2 separate regions of the Homo sapiens genome follow, and region 2 is linked to region 1. Evidence: chromatin loops called from intact Hi-C (ENCODE). Cell type or tissue: GM12878. All regions are shown on one strand. Each heading gives the region's core, and the rest is flanking DNA. Links, peaks and the distances in the headings are about the cores only.

The links. A loop is a pair of places that touch in the nucleus more often than their neighbours do. Peaks named below come from ENCODE experiments on the same cell type or tissue, not always from the same donor. Only the 100,000 strongest peaks of a DNase experiment are listed, where the experiment ranks them.
Region 2: it touches region 1 in a loop (2.3-fold over the local background); 3 of 110 quality-filtered maps call a loop at or near these places.

What each region holds. Positions count from the first base shown.
Region 1 is chrX:55,864,896-55,870,283 of GRCh38, reverse strand. No RefSeq gene overlaps it. Among named protein-coding and RNA genes, the nearest start is that of RRAGB, 150 kb to the right of the region's middle. In GM12878, for the core only: no CTCF peak of the experiment used is centred there; a DNase peak (open chromatin) is centred at 2,853; H3K27ac peaks cover 2,231 bases.
Region 2 is chrX:55,791,433-55,796,820 of GRCh38, reverse strand. No RefSeq gene overlaps it. Among named protein-coding and RNA genes, the nearest start is that of RRAGB, 76 kb to the right of the region's middle. RefSeq lists a silencer at 2,134-2,213. In GM12878, for the core only: no CTCF peak of the experiment used is centred there; a DNase peak (open chromatin) is centred at 2,200; H3K27ac peaks cover 805 bases.

The sequences.
Region 1 (5,388 bases), core at 268-5,267:
GTTTTATACTTTCTTATGCTCTCACATTTCTGTTTAGTATCTTTTTGTTTTAACTTGAAGAATTCACTTTAGCATTTCTTGCAAGGCAGGTCTAGTGGTACTAAACTCCTTCAACTTTTGTTTGAGAAAGTCTTTGTCTCTCTTTCCTTTGTGAAAGACATATTTGCCAATTGTAGTATTATTGCCTGGCAGGTTTTTTTTTTCTTTTTTTCCTTTTAGCACTTTGAATCTATCAACCCACCTACTCCTTCTGGCCTGCAAGGTTCTACTGATAAAAACACTGATTGTTTTATGAGGGTTTTCTTGTAGGTAACAAGTTACTTTTCTCCTGCTGCTTTCAGAATTCTCTCTTTAAGTTTTAAGAATTTGATTATAATGTGTCTCACTGTGGATCTCTTTGTATTCCTCTAGTTTGGTGTGCTTTGGGCTTTTTTGGATCTGGATGTCTTTTTTCTTTCCCAGGTTTGGGAAGTTTTCAGCCATTATTTGTTTGAATAAGCTTTCTGCCCTTTACTCTTTTTCTTCTTCTACTGAGACTTCTATATGTCCTATAAGTCCCTTAAGCTATCTTCACTTTTTCATTCTTTTTCTTCTCTTTGCTCATCTGACTGGATGATTTCCAGTGAACTCCCTTTGAGTTCACTGACCCTTTCTTCTGCTTGATCTAGTCTACAGTTGAAACCTTGTATTAAATTTTACATGTCAGTTATTACATTGTTTAGTTCTGTAATTTCTTGTTGGTATCTTAAAAATATTTTCTGTCATTTTGTTGAAATTCTTATATTGTTCCTGTGATTCTCTCCTAAACTAGGTGAGCTTCTTCATGACCATTATTTTGAATTTTCTGTTAAGTAAATCACATATCTCCATCTCACTATGGTCAGTTTCTTTAGATTTATCTTGTTTATTTATTTGGAGAATATTTTCCCGTTTCTTTATTTTTCTTGACTCTGTTGGTTTCTATGCATTGAATGAAATAGACACCTCTTTTACTCTTCACAGGCTGGGCTCGTATACGAAGTAAACCTCACCAATTATTCTGGCCAGCTATTCTTGGTGCCTCTTAGACCTTTGTGTTCATTTTCTTGGTGGCCCTCAGGAGGTTAGAATATGCCACATTTCATATGTAGAAACCAGTGACCATATGTCTCTTTGTTTTTAATTTTCCTTTAATATTCACAGCAGCTTTTGTGTAGCAGCTAGGAAAATGCATAACTCAAATCTGGAATTTGCACACAATTAAGCAGCTGAAAGCCAGGAAACAGAAATTCACACCCAAATCTCTCTAACTTGGAAGACTTTATTCTTTACTGTGTGGAAGGAAAATAAATCTTGGGACCCCAAAATCTCTAAGCTAAAAGGAAAAGTCAAGCAGGCAACTGCCTAGGAAGACCTGCCTCCCATTCTATTCAAAGTCATCCTTCTGAGGCTCACCAGAGACAAATGCATATCTGATTCTTCTTCTCCCCTATTGTTTATGTAAAAAATGCAGACTCACTGAGCCAGACTAAATTGTGTATTAAGTGGAAGGACTCAAAAGAATGCAGCATTTTGTCTCTTATCTACTTCTAACCTGGAAGCCCCCACTTCCCGTTGTCCTGCCTTACTGGAACTAGACTGAACCACTGTACATCTTACACATATTGATTGATGTCTCTCACTCGCGTCCGTGTGAAGAGACCACCAAACAGGCTTTGTGTGAGCAATGAAGCTTTTTAATCACCTGGGAGTAGGCAGGCTGAGTCTGAAAAGAGAGTCAGGGAAGGGAGACAGGGGTGGGGCCGTTTTATAGGATTTGGGTAGGTAAAGGAAAATTACAGTCAAAGGGGGTTGTTCTCTGGTGGGCAGGGGCGAGGGTCACAAGGTGCTCAGTGGGGGAACTTTTGAGCCAGGATGAGCCAGGAGAAGGAATTTCACAAGGTAATGTCATCAGTTAAGGCAGGAACAGGCCATTTTCACTTCTTTTGTGGTGGAATGTCATCAGTTAAGGCAGGAACCAGCTATCTGGATGTGTACCTGCAGGTCACAGGGGATATGATGGCTTAGCTTGGGCTCAGAGGCCTGACAGTCTCATGTCTCCCTAAAATGTATAAAAGCAAACTGTACCCCCTGACCACCTTGGGCACATGTCTCAGTACTTCCTGAAGCTGTGTCACAGGTGAATGCTTAACTTTAGCATAATAATCTTTCTAAATTGACTGAGATCTGTCTCAGATGTTTGGAGTTCACAACTGTATTATTAAACTGCCTGTCTCTAATAATAGCCAGCCATAAGATGCCCACAAGATTAGTAATAAAGGGAAATAATTAGAAAGAAAATTGGAAGTCCTGGGTAATTTTGCTGTCTCTACATTTATAGTCTCACCTAGTGCCCCTTTCCTTATGAGTATTTATGGCATGAGGGGTTAGGTTAGAGTATGTCATAATGAAACTGGCCTGGAGAAAAATTATACCCAGGCCTGAAATATAAGCAATTTAGACAACTGTACCAAGCAGAATATATTTTAAGGACACCTAAACAATTTTGGTCTAAGTCAGTGGTTCTCAAACTTGAGCATGCATCAGTCACCCGGAAAGTTTATTAAAACACAAGTTTTTGGATCTCATTCCCAGAGTTTATGATTAAGCACATATGAAATGGGCCTTAAGAATTTGCGTTTCTGAGAAGTTCCCACATGATGCTGATGATGATGGCCTGAAGACTTCACTTTGAGAATCACTTTCCTAGGTTAGTTATTTAAGTTTCTGCCTGCTTCATTCTTAGAAAACAGACATTACTGTGGTTTGGCTCACAGCCAATGCACTGAGTATTCTTATTTTTCAATAGCATCAGTGTCATGTGATTTCCCAATTTACCTCTGGGTATCCACTAGCCAGGGCTAGTGCTTAAAAAATTGCCTAATCACAATGGTAGGGGAGAGATCATATAACTTAGTCCCATGCCTGAAGAGTGTAAACCAAAAATGAAATTCTAAGGCCTCCCCCACCCCAACCATCTGAATGGACTTCCTCCTCAGCCAGGGCTCTTTTACAGTTTAACCTGAAAGACAGTTTCAGGCCATTAGGGAAAGTGGGGGGTCAAACATGCCTCATTATACCTCTCTGGCATTAACATCAACACAAACCTTAAGTTCCATAAGAAACATTTACAACCTATTCTCTCTGAAGCCTACTATCTGAAGGCTTCCTCTGCAAATAAGAACTTTGGTCTCCATAACCTCTTATTGTAATGCCCAACCTTGTTTTTACTAACCCTGTTTTTAGACTCCCCCTTTTCCTTTAATCACCTAGCCTTGTTTCCACCTGCTTTGACTCTCCCTTAGCTAAGAGAGCCAGACAGACTCCATCTTGGCTCTTTCACTGGCAGCCCCTTCCTCAAGGACTTAACTTGTGCAAGCTGACTCCAAGCACATCCAAGAATGCAATTAACTGATAAGATACTGTGGCAAGCTATATCCGCAATTCCCAGGAATTCGTCTGATTGATAACGCCCAAAGCCCCGAGTCTATCACCTTGTAATAGTCTTAAAGCCCGTGCACCTGGAACTGTTTACTTTCCTGTAACCATTTATCCTTTTAACTTTTTGCCTACTTTATTTCTGTAAAATTGTTTTAACTAGACCCCCCTCCCCTTTCTAAACCAAAGTATAAAAGGAAATCTAGCCCCTTCTTCGGGGCCAAGAGAATTTTGAGCGTTAGCCATCTCTCGGTCGCCGGCTAATAAAGGACTCTTAATTCGTCTCAAAGTGTGGCGTTTTTCTAACTCGCTCGGGTATAACATTATCTTAACCCAGACATTCTTTTCTGTTGATCTTAGGTCTTTAGATAAACTCAATCAATTGTCAACCAGAAAATTTTTCAATCCACCTATAAGCTGGAAGCCCCCACTTCAAGTTGTCCCCCCCTTTATGGACCAAACCAATGTATTTCTTAAATGTATTTGATTAAAGTCTCATGTCTCCCTAAAATGTATAAAACCAAGCTGCACCCCGACCACCTTGGGCACATGTTCTCAGGACTTCCTGAGGGCTGTGTCAGGGGCCATGGTCACTAATATTTGGCTTGGAATAAGTCTTTTCGAATATTTTGCAGAATTTGACTCTTTTTATCAATAAGAGGTTAATAATTTCATGTTACTTTATTTTTCCTCCTCTATCTTTATTTATTTTTTATAACTTTTATGTTAATTTCAGGAGTACATGTGCAGGTTTGTTACATAGGTAAACTTGTGTCATGGGGGTTTGTTGTACATATTATTTCATCACCCAGGTATTAAGCCTAATACCCATTAGCTATTTTTCCTGATTCTCTCCCTTCTCCCACCCTCCACCCTTCAATAGGCACTAGTGTGTGTTGTCCTCTGTGTCCATGTGTTCTCATCATTTAGTTCTCATTTATAAGTTAGTACATGTAGTATTTGGTTTTCCGCTTCTGTGTTAGTTTGCTAAGGATAATAGCCTCCATCCATCCACATGGACACAATCCCATTCTTTTTTTTTATGGCTAAATAGTATTCCATGGTGTATATGTACCATTTTTTTTAATCCAGTCTACCATTGATGGACATTTATGTTGATTCCATGTCTTTGCTATTGTGAATAGTGCTGTAATGAACATGCATGTGTGTGTGTCCTTACAGTAGAATGATTTATATTTCTTTGAGTACATAACCAGTAATGGGATTGCTGGGTCAAATGGTATTTCTGTTTTTAGGTCTTTGAGGAATTGCCGCACTGTCCTCTACCATGGTTCAACTAATTTACCTGCACACCAATGATGTATAAGTGTTTATTTTTCTCCACAACCTCACCAGCATTTGTTACTTTTTGCCTTTTATTAATAGCCATTTTGACTGGTGTGAGATGATATCTCATTGTGGTTTTAATTAGCATTTCTCTAATGCTCAGTGATGTTAATCTTTTTTTTCATATGCTTGTTGGCCACATGTAAGTCTTTTTTTGAAAGCTGCCTATTCATGTTTTTTGCCCACTTTTTAATGGGGTTGTGTGTTTTTTCTTGTAAATTTGTTTATGCTTTTTTTTTTTTTTTCCGGAGTCTCATTCTGTCACCCAGGCTGGAGTGCAGTGGTGCAATCTCGGCTCAGCTCACTGCAACCCCCACCTCCCGGGTTCAACCGATTCTCTGCCTCAGCCTCCCGAGTAGCTGGGACTACAGGCGCACGCTACCACACCCAGCTAATTTTTGTATTTTTAGTAGAGACGGGGTTTCACCATATTGGCCAGGCCGGCCTCGAACTCCTGACCTTGTGATCCACCCACCTCGGCTTCCCAAAGTGCTGGGATTACAGGCGTGAACCACCACGTCCAGCCGTTTATGTTTCTTATAGATGCTGGATATTAGATCTTTGTCAGATGCATAGTTTACAAAT
Region 2 (5,388 bases), core at 120-5,119, 73 kb after region 1:
GAGGAAAATATTTTTTCATAAATTTAGTGTAGCCTAAATGTAGAGTATTTACAAAGTCTACCGTAGTGTGTAGAATGTCCTAAGCCTTCATGTTTACTCACCACTCACTCACTGACTCACCCAGAGCAACTTCCAGTTCTTCCAGTTCAATTTCCAGATTGCCAATACCACACATGGTAAGTGCCCTACACAGGTGTACCATTTTTTAACTTTTATACCATATTTTTACTATGTTTAGATGTTAAAATGCACAAATACTTACCATTGCATTACAATTGCCTACCGTATTCAGTACCGTAACATGCAGGTTTGTAGCATAGAACAATAGGCTGTACCATAAAGCCTAGATGGGTAGCAGGCTATTCAATCTAGATTTGTGTAAGTCCACTTTATGAGGGTCACATAACGTAATTGCCTACTGACACATTTCTCAGAATGCATCCCTGTTGTTAAGCAACATGTGACTGTATAGATGAACAATGAGGGAAAATTTGCCCCACCAGATATTAAAATATATCAAGAAGCTATAATATTTATTTTTGGTGATAACACTTACAATCTACTCTTTTTATAATTTTCAACTATACAATACATTGTTTTTAACTATAGTTACCATGTTGTACCATGATGGATCTCTTGAATTTATTCTTCCTGTCTAACTGAAATTTTGTATGCTTTGATCAATATCTCCCCAGTATCACCCCCTAGTCCCTGGTAACCACCATTCTACTCTCTACTTCTATCAGTTTGACTTTCTTAGATTCCACATATAAGTGAGATCGTATGGTATTTATCTTGAAAAGGTATAATATTTAAGAGAATTAGAAATGAATGCATAATCAAAGAAAAAAGCTCACCATAATTCCCACTCTATGTGGTCAGTAACTTTTACCGGTTTCACTGTTGAATTCCCATCCCCTAGATTAGATATCAACCTCACACTATAAGCACACATGAATTCCAAAGTTTTAAAGAACTGAACATAAAAAACAAAACTATAAAAGATTAGGAGAAAATAAAGGATAACTTTCTAATAATCTAATAAACCTTGGCATAAGGACAGCCAGTCTAAGGAAGATGTAAAATACAGACACCATGATGAAAAGATTTATACATTTGACAACTTTAAAGTTAACTTGTATACACCCATACATACAAATAAAATGCCACATGTCACAGACTCGTTGAAAATATTTGTGACATGTACTACAGCCAAATCTTGATATCAAAAACACAAAGAAAGACTACATTAAATAAGAAAAAGACAATCTCATAGAAATTGGTAAAGTATATGAACAGAGAATTCATAAAAGAAATACAGATAGCCAAATAGGAAAATTTAAAAATTCCACCTTAGTAGAGACCAGAGAAAAGCAAATCAAAACTACCGTGAAATACCACTTTTCTCTCACAAGACCGACAAAAATTACATAATTAGTGAAATGTAATATTGGTAGAGGAGGAAAAACAGTTACTGTCATATGTTATTGGCACATATCCAATTCGGTTAAGCATTTTTGGAAGTTAATTTGGTAGAAATCAAATAAGATTGTTCACTTTCTTTAATCCAACAATTCCACCTTTATGTATCTATTTTAGAAAAAAAAAAAGAAAAATAAATGAGTTAGCCAGGTGGAAAAACTGAGAAGAGGGGCATTACAAGCAGATTGAAACAGCATGAACAGAAGCCCACATTGAGTACACAGAAAGTTAGAAATGCTCTGTGATGGCCAGGTGCGGTGGCTCATGCCTGTAATCCCAGCACTTTGGGAGGCCGAGGCAGGCAGATTGCCTGAGCTCAGGAGTTTGCAACCAGCCTGGGCAACACAGTGAAACCCCGTCTCTAATAAAATACAAAAAATTAGCCAGGCATGGCGGCATGTGCCTGTAGTCCCAGCTACTCGGGAGGCTGAGGCAGGAGAGTTGCTTGAACCCAGGAGGTGGAGGTTGCAATGAGCCGAGATTGCATCACTGCACTCCAGCCTGGGTAACAGAGTGAGACTCTGTCTCAAAATAAAAAAGAAAGAAAGAAATGCTCTGTGATACAGAATGTAAAACTCAAGGCAAGGGTGTTGCATTAGAGGAAAATGATATGAGGCAGGAAGCAGATATGAGGGCCTTGTATTCCATTCACAAGTACTATAGGCAATGAGGCATGTGTAATTATGAGGGTGAGAGAACTTTCACAAAGGAACCATGACAACAGGGACTTTACCAAGCTGGGTAGAAAAGGCATCAAACTAATGGTGTTCAGTTGGGCAACCCCTGACAATGTTTCCACTTCAGTGATGACACCGTTCTCCTCCTTCATTCAGTACTGAGATTGCTAATTCAAATTACTGACAGTATATTGGATTAAAACAAGGAAGGGCAGAGTGTAGTCAGAAAAACATAATGAGGCAAAACAGAATTCACAGATCCAAAAAGGAAGCCCATTTTTCACAAGGTCTAGCAATCTGATGATATGACATTAGTGTTTAAGTACCAAGGCTTCTTCTGTTTACATGGGAGATTCTTTCAAAAATAACAACAGTCCTTGTGGAGATGGCAGGGATTCCTGTGGTCCTAGACCCCTTGCTGACACTTCATCATCCTCAAGTTCAAGATCCCATCCTAACGGGATAAGCCAACATTTCCCAGGAGGGATGTGAGAAAGCATAAGTAACAAGAGCCATTGAGATCTCAGCTTGGGGCAGGCACATGAACTCGTGTTTAGGAGATCAGAGTAGGAGTATCTCAAGGAAAACTGAATAAGCACTTATTGAGAGCCTGTTATATAACATTTCATTTGAAGAAAGTGTTCTGCTAAAAAAAAATAAACAAAATAAGGCTATTACATAAACCACTGTGGTATAACATTCTGACAGTTGGAACAGCTATTTTTTTTTCCAGATTCTGACATGGTCTATGAGCTAACCAGGAAAGGCAGTATAGCTGCAGGTAAATGCACGGACTTGGGCCAAACAGATCTGGTTTCAGCTTCCAGTCATCCCAGCTGCATGATCTTGCCCAAGTCACTGTAAGACTCTATTTCATCATCTGTATAATGCAGGGGGTGGGAGGATAGATAATACTTAACTCACTAGGGTGACCGTGAGGATTATAAGATATATGTAGTGTCTGGCACACATTAGACACCCAATAAATGTTAACTGTCAATAAAAATATTTATGACACAATTAATACAAATTATTTTAGAGAAACTAGAACATAAGTATACGTAAATGTTAGAGGAAACAATATTCATAATCCCACAGCCTTTAAATATTTATTGTGTATCCATCTACACCACTTTTATGTAGATATGTATAAGCTTATAAATAGATGTGAATATATGATATATACACTTACATAATCTGACTTTTTCTTTAATAATTTACATACTGAACACTACTTCATATTAAGAAATGTGTGGGCTGACTCCTTTTTCGGACTCAGCCCGCCTGCACCCAGGTGAAATAAACAGCCTTGTTGCTCACACAAAGCCTGTTTGGTGGTCTCTTCACGCGGACGTGCGTGATATTTGGTGCCAAAGACCCAGGACAGGGGGACTCCTTTGGGAGACCAGTCCCCTGTCCTCACCCTCACTCCGTGAGGAGATCCACCTATGACCTTGGGTCCTCAGACCAACCAGCCCAAGGAACATCTCACCAATTTCAAATCGGGTAAGCGGTCTTTTCACTCTCTTCTCCAGCCTCTCTTGCTACCCTTCAATCTCCCCGTCCTTCCAATTCCAGTTATTTTCCTCTCTAGTAGAGACAAAGGAGACACATTTTATCTGTGGACCCAAAACTCCAGTGCCAGTCATGGACTCGGGAAGACAGTCTTCCCCTGGTGTTTAATCACTACAGGGATGCCTGCCTGATAATTCACCCACATTCCATTGGTGTCTGATCACCACGGGGACGCCTGCCTTGGTCATTCACCCACATTCCCTTGGTGGCAAGTCAATTGCGGGGACGCCTGCTTTGGCTGCTCACCACCCCCTTCTCTGTGTCTCTACCTTTCTCTTTAAACTTACCTCCTTCACTATGGGCAACCTTCCACCCTCCATTCCTCCTTCTTCTCCCTTAGCCTGTGTTCTCAGAAACTTAAAACCTCTTCAACTCACACCTGACCTAAAACCTAAGCGTCTTATTTTCTTCTGCAACACCGCTTGGCCCCAATACAAACTTGACAATGATTCCAAATAGCCAGAAAATGGCTCTTTCAATTTCTCCATCCTACAAGATCTAGATAATTCTTGTCATAAAATGGGCAAATGGTCTGAGGTGCCTGACATCCAGGCATTCTTTTACACATCGGTCCCTTCCTAATCTCTGCTCCCTATGAGACTCATCCCAAATATTTCTTCTTTCTCTCCTGTCTATTCCTTCAGTCTCCACCCCAAGCTCTGAGTCCTGTGAATTCTCCTTTTCTAGAGACCCATCTGACCTCTCCCCTCCTCCCCAGGCTGCTCCTTGCCAGGCCAAGCCAGGTTCCAACTTTTCAGCCTCCGCTCCCCCACCCTATAATGCTTCTATCACCTCCCCTCCTCACACTCGGTCTGGCTGACAGTTTTGTTCTGTGACTAGCCCTCCCCTACCTGCCCAACAATTTCCTCTTAAAGAGGTGGCTGAAGCTGAAGACATAGTCAAGGTTAATGCCCCTTTTTCTTTAGCCGACCTCTCCCAAATCAGTTAGCATTGAGGCTCTTTTTCATCAAATATACAAACCCAGCCCAGTTCATGGCCCATTTGGCAACAACTCTTAGACGTTTTACCACCCTAGACCCAGAGGGGCCAGAAAGCCATCTTATTCTCAATATGCATTTTATTACCCAACTGACTCCCGACATTAGAAAAAGCTCCAAAAATTAGATTCTGGCCCTCAACCCCACAACAGAACTTAATTGACCTCACCTTCAAGGTGTATAATAATAGAGAAGAGTTGCAATTACTTGCCTCCGCTTTGAGAGAAACCCCAGCCACATCTCCAGCACACAAGAACTTCAAAATGCCTAAACCGCAGGGGCCAGGCGTTCCTCCAGGACCGCCTCCCCCAGGATCTTGCTTCAAGCGCCGGAAATCTGGCCACTGGGCCAAGGAATGCCCACAGCCCAGGATTCCTCCTAAGCCATGTCCCATCTGTGCAGGACCCCACTGGAAATTGGACTGTCCAACTCACCTGGCAGCCACTCCCAGAGCCCCTGGAACTCTGGCCCAAGGCTCTCTGACTGATTCCTTCCCAGATCTTCTCGGCTTAGCGGCTGAAGACTGACGCTGCCCGATCACCTCGGAAGCCTACAGGACCATCACAGACGCTCTGGGTAACCCTTACAGTGGAGGGTAAGTCCGTCCCCTTCTTAATCAATATGGAGGCTATCTACTCCACATTACCTTCTTTTCA